2 separate regions of the Mus musculus genome follow, and region 1 is linked to region 2. A link is a loop called in an ENCODE intact Hi-C map of the cell type or tissue named here. Cell type or tissue: heart. All regions are shown on one strand.

The links. Peaks named below come from ENCODE experiments on the same cell type or tissue, not always from the same donor. Only the 100,000 strongest peaks of a DNase experiment are listed, where the experiment ranks them.
Region 1: it touches region 2 in a loop (9-fold over the local background); 9 of 42 quality-filtered maps call a loop at or near these places.

What each region holds. Positions count from the first base shown.
Region 1 is chr9:67,872,834-67,877,833 of GRCm38, reverse strand. Vps13c (vacuolar protein sorting 13C) reads right to left here. Exons shown (of 85, transcript NM_177184.4): 9 at 3,920-3,979; 10 at 1,548-1,607. Among named protein-coding and RNA genes, the nearest start is that of Vps13c, 35 kb to the right of the region's middle. In heart, a CTCF peak has its summit at 2,215 (motif pointing right); no DNase peak of the experiment used is centred here; H3K27ac peaks cover 1,413 bases.
Region 2 is chr9:67,756,687-67,761,686 of GRCm38, reverse strand. It overlaps C2cd4b (C2 calcium-dependent domain containing 4B), which reads right to left and starts at 2,250. Exons shown (of 2, transcript NM_001081314.2): 1 at 2,171-2,250; 2 at 754-2,003. The coding sequence starts at 1,963. The coding sequence ends at 941. It overlaps M5C1000I18Rik (RIKEN cDNA M5C1000I18 gene), which reads left to right and starts at 1,457. Exons shown (of 2, transcript NR_153961.1): 1 at 1,457-2,539; 2 at 2,644-2,974. In heart, a CTCF peak has its summit at 2,889 (motif pointing left); DNase peaks (open chromatin) are centred at 1,376 and 2,316; H3K4me3 peaks cover 2,388 bases; H3K27ac peaks cover 1,373 bases; H3K27me3 peaks cover 2,129 bases.

The DNA of each region.
Region 1 (5,000 bases), 120 kb before region 2:
TTTTAAATTGGCTGTCTTAATCAATTTGTTAAATAGACTATTTCTGAATTTTAAAATAACTCTTGTTGCCTTTGACAGACTTAGGTATTTCATATAGATTGAATGTTCCGATAAGAGAAACATTCTTTTAAACGTGTTTCTGGGAACACAGTTTCAGGAAATTCACATTCGTTCAATTATCAAATAGTAAAAATTTAGCATCTAGCAGACTGTTTGCCTGATAAGGAAATCCAAGCTCCCTGCAGCAGTTATCGGGGCTGCGCTGAGGAGGGCTGTGGGAAGGACCTTATGGGCAGCGAAGCTGGGAGAGCTACAGACTGCAATGGTGGAGGTGCTGGGGAGCAAGCATGCTGAGGAACCACGGCAAGCCCTGACAAGCCCCGCAGTTAAACACAGCACATGCCTGCTCGGGTATGCATGGTGTGCAGCTTAACCACACCACAAGTTACGCTTTCTGCATCTACGACCTCATCTGGCTAGTCTTACATGACCTACCACCTGGGAGGTTGCTTGTGTCCAGACCCTTCACTTGATGGATGAACCTAAACTGCAGCGCAAATAAGTGATCACAGAGTCTCATACGACAAACACTGGCTCCAAACCAGATCTCGGACTCTTCCATGCCTGACTCATCTTTATTAACAAACTACAAAGGCAACATAAGTCCTTAAAGTTCAAGGCATTTTAGGCTCACTTAGTCACCCATATTAAACACATTTTCCCTAATGAGCTAACTTTGCCAAGGAACACGTCAACCCTATTAAAATACCTCTGACACTCAACATGTTTTATTTGTTTGTGCTTTATGAGGGAGAGTGTTAAACTCTCAATCAGTATGAAATACCTAAGTCTGTCAAAGGCAACGAGTATTAGTTTAAAATTCAGAAATAGGTTATTTAACAAATTGATTGACAGCCTATTTAAAATACAGACTCTTAAACTCAAGTGGTTGTATACAGATCACTACGAATCCTGATTGGCTAAAATTTAGAATCAATCAAAACTTATTCCATAAATACATTAAATGTCCAAAGACATCTCAATTTTTAACTTTAAAATGTTAAAAATAAGTTATTACCATACTAAAAGATATTATCAGGATGCCCCCAACTGTGCATACAATATTCCCTGGCATGACACTTGCTAATTTTATAATATACAAAGATTGTGACGTTTCCTCTAAATACCAGCATTTTATATGACCAGAAGTAGTTCCTAAGAGTTGGATCTTTTACTAGAAATCAAATATGCTTATATTTACTCCCATGCCTTCCCAAAGTTCCTGAAGGCTTAGATGTTACTTTTGATCTACCCCCAAAATGTACTGAACACTTTTGCAAAGTTTGCATTGAAATGACTAAATGATTGTACTTTGGGGGCAGAGTGAAATGAGACACCTCTCCAAGCTGGCCCCGATGGCTGGATGCTGACAATGCTGTTCTCTCCTACCAACAGATACTTCTGTTCTAAAAGATCTTATCCACACGAGCACAAAAATTGATCCCCACCAAGAAATTCTAGAACCATGTATATGAAAAATATAATACCTTATATATAATTTTTTCTGCTTCATTTAAAATGCATGGAGTCCAGTGTTCATTAGTTGTCTAAAAAGAAAAGAAGGTCAACTCTTACAAAGCAGTATGTGTCATACACACTTTAGTATCTGTAAGTAATAATCAAATAATTTAGAAAGAAAAGTGTCCAGCCAGATGGCTGAATGGGTAAAATCATTTGCCACCAAATCTAACAACTTGAATTCAACCCCAGGACCCACATGGTCTAAGGGGAAACAGAATCCTACAAGTTGGTCTGATTTTCACTGTGTGTTATGGTGAAGAGATGCCCCCTCCCCTCTCTCCAACACACACACACACACACACACATTTACAAAATAATTTTTTTTTAAGTTTAAACCTTACCTAGGTAGTGTCAGGTAAAGTTTGCTGTTTCTTTATATATTCATATAACAAAAAGAAGCAATGAAATTTAAATTTGAAGGAACTCTGTTTCAACCAGTTTCCTTCATTTAGAAAATTATTGTTGGGTTACTATATGTCTGAAGTCATAGACAGGAATAAAAACAGAGAGCTGGTATGTACAGGTGAAGAAGATACACATCCCTGAGAACTAAAAATTGCTGTAAGGTAGGATGGAAACACAGGGAGTGTGGAAGTCAGCACAACATGTGTGTGGCATGGCTGACAAGGCCAAGTACTAACATCCACTAGGGGGCATTGCTGACGGACTGCCTGACAGATTTCACAAGCTGAAGAGTCAGAAGGAACTAAGTGGGAGTCAGGGAAAGCAGACAGTTCTCAACAAGCCTGGCTAAGGAAAGGGTGGAGAAGAGCTGGTTAGAGTCAGGCCGGGGATGGACACTTAAACAGAGCCTTTTTAAGTTTTGTTGTGAGGAAGAGATAAGAATATTTAAGACTAGCATTAATACCAGCACTCAAGAGGCAGAGGCAGGAGGATCTCCATGAGTTCAAGGCCAGCCTAGTCTACTTAATGAGTTCCAGACAGCCATACATACATAATAAGACTTTTTCTCAAAAATAAAAACAAAATGTGCTTAACTGATTATAGGACGATATAAAGAAAGAGAAAAGCTGATCTGGAAGAGAGGATGACAGAACGCAGGAATGTGGAGACAATGAGACCTGTAGACACGGGGGACCTAATGTGGAAGCAAGGCTGTCACTGAGAAGACAAAAGGAAGAAAGGTGTGTATACAAAAGAGGCAGCAGACTTCCTGACAGCTTCTTATCAGTGAGGCCCAGCAGCTGAAGCAGGACAATGAGCCACACACGTGAGATAGACTCAATCTCACAAAACACAAAAGGGACACTCTCTGAATCAGCTGGTACGTGTAGCTTAGCTAGAAGCCCAGCTCAGTACCTGGGATAACAACATGTTATGGATCTTGTCACACTAAGACAGGGAGAATGAGGGAGGGCGTTAATAAATGCTAAGAAGAAAGTAAAAACAAACAACAAAGGCAAGCCACTCCCTCGCATGAGTTCTAAAACCTGAGCAAAATCACCAGGCTGTAAAAGGGAAAGGCTACACGGGAAAACAAAACAGCAGGCACCAGCACACAGTAGGACCACTTGCACTACACACAGTAAGACCACTTGCACTAGCATGCCTTACAGACCAGGTGAAGTGGTCTGCTAGCTCTCAGGTTTTTTGTTTTTTGTTTGTTTGTTTTTATTTACTTGGTAGACACTCAAAAGTATGGTGTTGTTTATGAAGTCTACTATTTGGCTATTTTCCAGATCAATGACCCCTCTTCTACCCTTAAGAACTCAGGCTCTGGTTGCTACTGAGTGTTAAAAGCTACTTCATGTCCCCAAGTATGTTTCTTACCGCTTAGTTACTTAGAAGAGTAAAAAAAAAAAAAAACACTCTGCCTATACTAACATACCCTATATTGCTTAAAAGAGACTAAAGAGAAAATATATGTATTATAAAATATCTAATCAATATAAATAATTTAACACATCCCAGTCTTCTCTCTCTCCCTCTCTCTCTCTCTTCTTTCCCTTCTTCCTCTCCTCTCCCTCTCTCTCTGCACGCGCGCGCGTGCACACACACACACACACACACACTTTCTCTACTCGCTGGAGATCCTAGAAAATATTACCAAGTACAAGCTCAGAACACTACAGAGACACAGCATCTATTTCTTCTGAATGCTTTAACATTTGTTATGTGGAAGCATTTAAAAAAATCAAGATATTACTAAATATCAATTATTACTGAAAATGGCAAACTTGGAGAAAATGTGCAGCAAGAGAGTTCTTCAGAAACACAAAAGCTGTTTAAAGCAACAGTGTGTCTTAGTCAACTCAGTTCATTTCAGAATAGTAATACTTTACAGATTCCACAGAAGTTTGAAATAAGCCAACATTACCAACAGACTAAATTCTCTCAGGGTGACACCAAATGAAAGCGGCCTTTCTGGATCCGTGATCTACCAAAGAAGAAAGGGAACATTAAATATAAGATGGTGGCGCCTTGCCTTGTCTTGCCTCAGTAGGAGAGGATGTGCCTAGTCCTGCAGTGACTGTATGGGCCAGGGTGGGTTGGTACCCAGTGGGTTGCTCCCCACTCTTCTCAGAGGAGAAGGGGAGGAGAGCATGGGGGTAGGGGCTGTGTGATGCTAGACTGTGATCTGAATGTAAAGTGAACAAATAAATTAATGGGAAAAGAAAGACTGTGAAGCCTTTAAAACAGACAGCATTCCCATAAGTGGTCAGTCCACATAAACAACACCAAATAAATTCAGAGGTTGTTTTTTTTTTTTTGTAACTAAAAATAATGATTTAAAAAGTAGAGGTCATGATTTTGAGACAAAGTTTAGGGAACACAGAAGGAGCTGGAGAGTGTGGCAGGGAGGGTTGGAAATTATATAAATACAGGATTTATATATGCAATTCTCAAAAGAATAAAAAATTTAAATTTAAAATAAAATGTAAACAATAAAAATAATAAATAGGCAGCTGGTGAACACATGTCCAAGAGGAAGTCACACAGCCCAGGACCTGCAAAGACAGGAGCTGGGTGCTGACATGGCTGTGTGTCCATAGAAGCGTTACAACAGCTCCTAGGCCACTAATGTGCTATTTTCCCAGAACTATGACCAGCAGACTCTTGCTTAGATGGTTAGAAAGAGATGGACCTTTGTGTGTATCGTGATGTTCTCCACAAACAATGACGTCAGCACTTTTAGTGACTGCCCCAGCACTTAAGGTTTCCATCTTTGGAAATGTGACCCATCTTTATGGTTTTCCTTCCCTTGACACTTCAAGAGTATCTGGTGAGGAAAGGCTCTAGGTCTTGTGTTTTGCTGAGGTTGTTCTGTTTTTCTTGAAACAGGATCTCACTTTGAAATCCAGCCTGGTCTTGAACTTTCAACCCTCCTCTTGCGGCCACGCTTTAGAATCTTAATATTTACTTGACCAAGTCTATTTATCCCAAACCTACCACGGAGG
Region 2 (5,000 bases):
GAATGCCCACCCCCACCATCACCTTGAACTCCTATTTTCTTCCTTTACCTCTGCTCGCACAATATATGAAGAATTCTCTTTCAAAAGGGTTCTATTTCTTCTCAGAGGGGATTCTCTTCACCAACGCCATTGTACTAGAAGAGAGTTCTATGTGCATTATATGTGCATTGAAGGGAGAGTGGAAATTACACCACCTAACTCTGTAAAAACATTGTAATAGATCTGTCTGGAATGATGTTGAAAACATTATCACAATATCGTGTGTGCACAATTGCCCTCAGAGGTCAAGTTACAACCTCTGATGTTGTTCAATTGTCATCCACCTTATTCTTTGGGACAGGGTCTCCCATTGGTCACCAATAAGGCTAGACTGGAGAGTTATCAAACACCAAGGATGTAGCTGCTTGTCTATCCCTCTCCAGCCTTGCGCTTACAATTGTGTATCACCGGCCTCAGCTTTTTAAAGATAGGTTTACCAGGACAGGATTCAGTACATCTCGCCTGCATGGCAAGCACTTCACCAGTGAATGAACCTTCCTTCCAGTGGGGAAAAGCAAGCATGTGAGTGTGCTTCTGTTCTTATTCTTCCACTCTGGGGTAAATACGTTCTTTACGTTGTTGGTTTTCCCTTTTTACTATTAAAATGGTCTGGAAAAGGAGCAGATACTGTAAATAGACGGGGGGGGGGGCATTACTTTTCCTTTTGCTTCCAAAAAGCGATCAGAAAAGTGAAAAAACATCAATGCTGCAAGATTATAGATAGAAAAATAAATAACTTTTATTTTGTACAAAAGGGAAAGTGCACCAGAGCCAAAAGGCTGTTGTGTGTGTCCCGGGGATAAGCCACTGTCAAGAGGCCTTGAGTATCTGAGGGCCAAGAGTCTCTGTGCATCTCAAGGCGACTCAACCTTAAATGTCCAGAGCACCAGGGAAGCCGCGCTCATAGCAGTAGCAGAGAGCCCAGCAGCAGCTCGCCCTGGCCCAGCGGTCGTCCGCGCTCCAGCCCGCGGCCCTTGCTCTCCGCCTTGATGCGCACGGCCAGGCGGCGCAGCTGCTCCTCCGGGAGCCGATCGAAGCAGCAGTCCTGGTCCAGGGCGGCCTTGCGGCTGCGGCGGACCACACTGGCGCGCTGCTGGCCCGACGGCCTCAGCACCAGGCTGAGGCGGCAGCCCAGGGCGCGGGGCTCCAGCGCGGCGGCCGGGCCCTCAGCGCGCAGCAGGCGGAGGCGGAGGCAGGCGCTGCGCGGACAGTACTCGGCCGCCAGGCGCAGCGTGCAACCCCCGCGGCCCAGAGCCACGCTGGCTTCAGCTTGCAGGCGCTCGGGATCCGGGCTGCTGGGGACCGGGGGCGCGCAGGAAGCGGCGCGCTCGTGCTCGTCGCCGCGGGGCGCGGGGCGCGCGCTGGCCCGGCCGCGGGGAGCCCGCAGCGCGCGGCTCAACAGACCATCGGGGGCGCGGAGGAGGCGGCGCATACGGGGCACTGGAGCGGCTGGTGGGGTTTTGTCCAGGTCGCGCGGGGCGCCGAGCTCAGAGTCCGATGCTCGGCGCGGACTCGCGTAGGTGTGCGCACGGTGGCAAAGTCCCAGCCTGGGGGTGCCGGGGTGGCCGAGGAAGAGCGACTCCTTCCGGCGCGTGTGCGGGCTCTCGAGCAGCGCGCAGAAGCCGTAAACGGTGCGCGCGCGGGGCAGGTGCGGCAGCGAGAGCGCAGCCTGGGAGCGCGGGTCCCAGTCGGTGCGACCCGCGCAGTCTTCGTCACTGTCTTCGCGGTCGTCAGGGATGCGCGGCCACAGGTCCGGTTCGGCCGCGCAGCGCCAAGGCAGTGCGGCAGCGGGAAGCGGTGATTCGAGAGCGCCGGGGACCTGCAGCCGCGGGGGGATGCAGAACTCTGGGATGCGGCCCGGGGTGAGCACGTTGGAGAAGGCAGGCTCAGGAGTGGAGGAGCGAAGTCGACCGAGAAGCTTCATCCTTCTAGCTTATGCCCGAGCGTGGCGGATACACGAGCGTCTGCAACACAGAGAAAAACTGTTGAATTTGGGCTCCTGAAGTCCAGTGGATCCCTTCTTTGACCCTCTGGAAGTACCCACAAATCTAGGGCTCCGGGTCAGCACGAATCAACCTTTGGAGCATCCTCATGGTAACAAACTATATACATGAATATATAGAAATCAGACCTTTTCTTCTTCAGTCTCGCTGGGTCCGACTAGTCGCAGGAACGAAGCAGGTGACGTGTAGTTCACAGCTAGGGCTCCACCTTCAGCACTGCAGCTGTGACAGTGGCGCTCCAAACTTATACCTTAGTGGAAGTCACGCCCAGGCTCCAAGAGGCCAATCCGAAGAGGTAACAGACCGAACCCGCCTTTCAGCCGTCCCTTCCCACTAAATCTCCAGCTGCTAGCTGTATAGGTGTCGCAGGAGCTGGCTCTGGGACTTACATTGGCTGTCCCTTTGCTGGAGCGCCATTTACAGATGAGTAAAGGGCATCCTGTCACCATGCGAAAGAGAATTTGGTAGTTCAAAGTGTTTGTGGCCTCTCAGAGAAGGTGAGGAAGGAGGAAGAAACGTGAAGTTGAATTTAGCAACTAAGTAAATCCGATCCTTCCACTGGGCACCTGACTCATAAGCTCCCCTGGGTTCTATTTTTCAGGATGCATACCTGTTTCCAAGCACAGACTAAACTTGGCATGTCCGTTTAGGATGGGGTTATGTGCAGAACGTTTTGCGAAATTGAAAACGCATTAGTCCGCCTACGTTTAACATATCCAGACTGCTTGGATTCGACACTGGACTAAAAGGTTGGAGTAAAGTGGTTGCATTCACTTTAATTCAAAAATCGTAGATACTGACTAAGTCCCGGGTCAGCAGCTTAGTTAGCCTCTGTCTCCCTCTGCTGGACTGTCCTTGATATCACCATGGTCTGGGCTACCTGATGCCCTAAGTACTGGTGATTTGGGTAAATAAATAAAGTGCAAAATCCTATGAATGACTTGGGGGGAGATTTTGGGCAGATCCCTAAAAATACTTGATTTTCCAAAATTACCCTTTTCTTTCTGCCCTAGCCAAACCTATCCAGAGGCAGGGGGTTGGGGTGATGGGGAAGTGGAGGTCGGTGGGGATAGACAGGGGGACCTTACAGTTAATCCAAAGACACTCTTATTTTCTGAGATAAAGATGAAATGAGGCCGGCATGGTGGCGCATGCCTTTAATCCCAGCACTCGGGAGGCAGAGGCAGGTGGATTTCTGAGTTCAAGGCCAGCCTGGTCTACAAAGTGAGTTCCAGGACAGCCAGGGCTATACAGAGAAACCCTGTCTCAAAAAACCAAAGTAATAACAATAATAATAATAAAAGAAAGATGAAATGAGGGTTTGGGGAAGCTCCACGAAGGCTAAAGAGAGCCTCTTAGTATGGAGATCTGCTCTGTGTCTGCCATGTGCTACTTCCCGGGGCTGAAATGCCTCTTCTTTGTTTTGTGTCTTCTAAGGGGGTGGGAAATTATGAATGACCCCCAGGACTCACACACAGCAAACAAATACTGCTACTGAATCACATCCCCAGACCTACTGAGTTATTTTGAGAGAGGTCCTTGCTAAGGTGCCCAGGCTGTCCTTGAATTCAGTGTAACCCAGGCAGGCTTTGAACTTGCAGTCCTTCCTGAGTGCTGGAAATACCGGCAGAGGCCACCAGACACAGCTGACTTTTAACTTTCTGTATGCATCAGCCCTGACAGGAACTGTTGGGACCCTGCAAGCCTCAAGAGGGGCAGGGGAAAGATCCATGCAAGAAAAAGACTGAAACTTGAGTCAGCACCACCTTTGAAAGTGGAAGAGTTTGACCCCAGGGTTGATTTTTATCTTACGTTTTAAATACAGTAAAATGTTGGAGAAAGGTTTCCGGGTGACATTTAGAACAAAGCTTTAGGCATAGTGACATAGGAACTCCCTAGCAAAGTAGGAAAGCGCCTGTGACCTTTACGATAGGAATGGGTTCTGTTGACTGCTGACCAGTGCTCCTGGCTAGGGGCTAAGGAGTAAGGATGTATACTCGGCTTAAGGATGGAATCTATTGGTAGATGATGCAAAGTACATGGGACCTCCTTCAGGAGGAAGGGTTCTATTTGCTGAGACAAAGCTCGGGACTAAGGGGAATCAGAAAAGCTGGCTCCCTAGAATAGTAAAAAAAAAAAAAAAAAAAAAAAAAAAAATCACCAGGTTGTCAGCCACCATCCACTCCCCCCTTCTGGGTGACCAGGCATCAGTAATCATCCTTTGGAGTCTGGTTTTTCCAGTGGTTTCTTTAAGCTTTCCATGACCTAATTCCCTGTCTGCAGTTCGTCTCCCTCCCGCCAAGCAGTCTATAGACCGCTGTTATATTTCTCATGATACTTTGGAAATTTTGATTGGCAGCTTTTTCTTGCCTAATAGAGTTTCCTAGTACATAAGTCACAGAGTTCCTTGAGACACCATTATGTGTCATGAGTTTTAGAAACATAAATGAATAGTAAAAGTCTGGATGGGAGGAGGAAATGAGAAGAACAAAGGCACCGCTATGAGTGTATTTATGATCCAATAAAATCCCTGTGGTAGAGCCCCAAATTGCCTTCATTCCAGTTACCTTGTCTAGGTCATTAACCTACCATCTTACTCAGTCCCCCCCACCCTTCAATTCCAGCACCAGGGATACAATCTTCGGCAAATACTAAGGTCTCAGTCAATATTTGATGAGTTATATTGTGTTACATTGATAGTAATCTACCATCCAGTTCTTATGACTGTCAGGTGCTTCCAACCACCTATCTCACTAGCCAGCTACATTATTTGATTTCTCATAATAAACCAGTGAGGCAGATGTCTCTGTTTGCCTGATGGGAAACTGAGGTGCACACAAGAGACCTTTCGTAGGGTCATTCAGACTGAACTAGGCCACAGCTGCTGAGTCTTTTCTTGCTAATTTCTGATCATTTCCTTCCTAACTAAGGTATTGTGTGTGACTTATCTGAAACCCA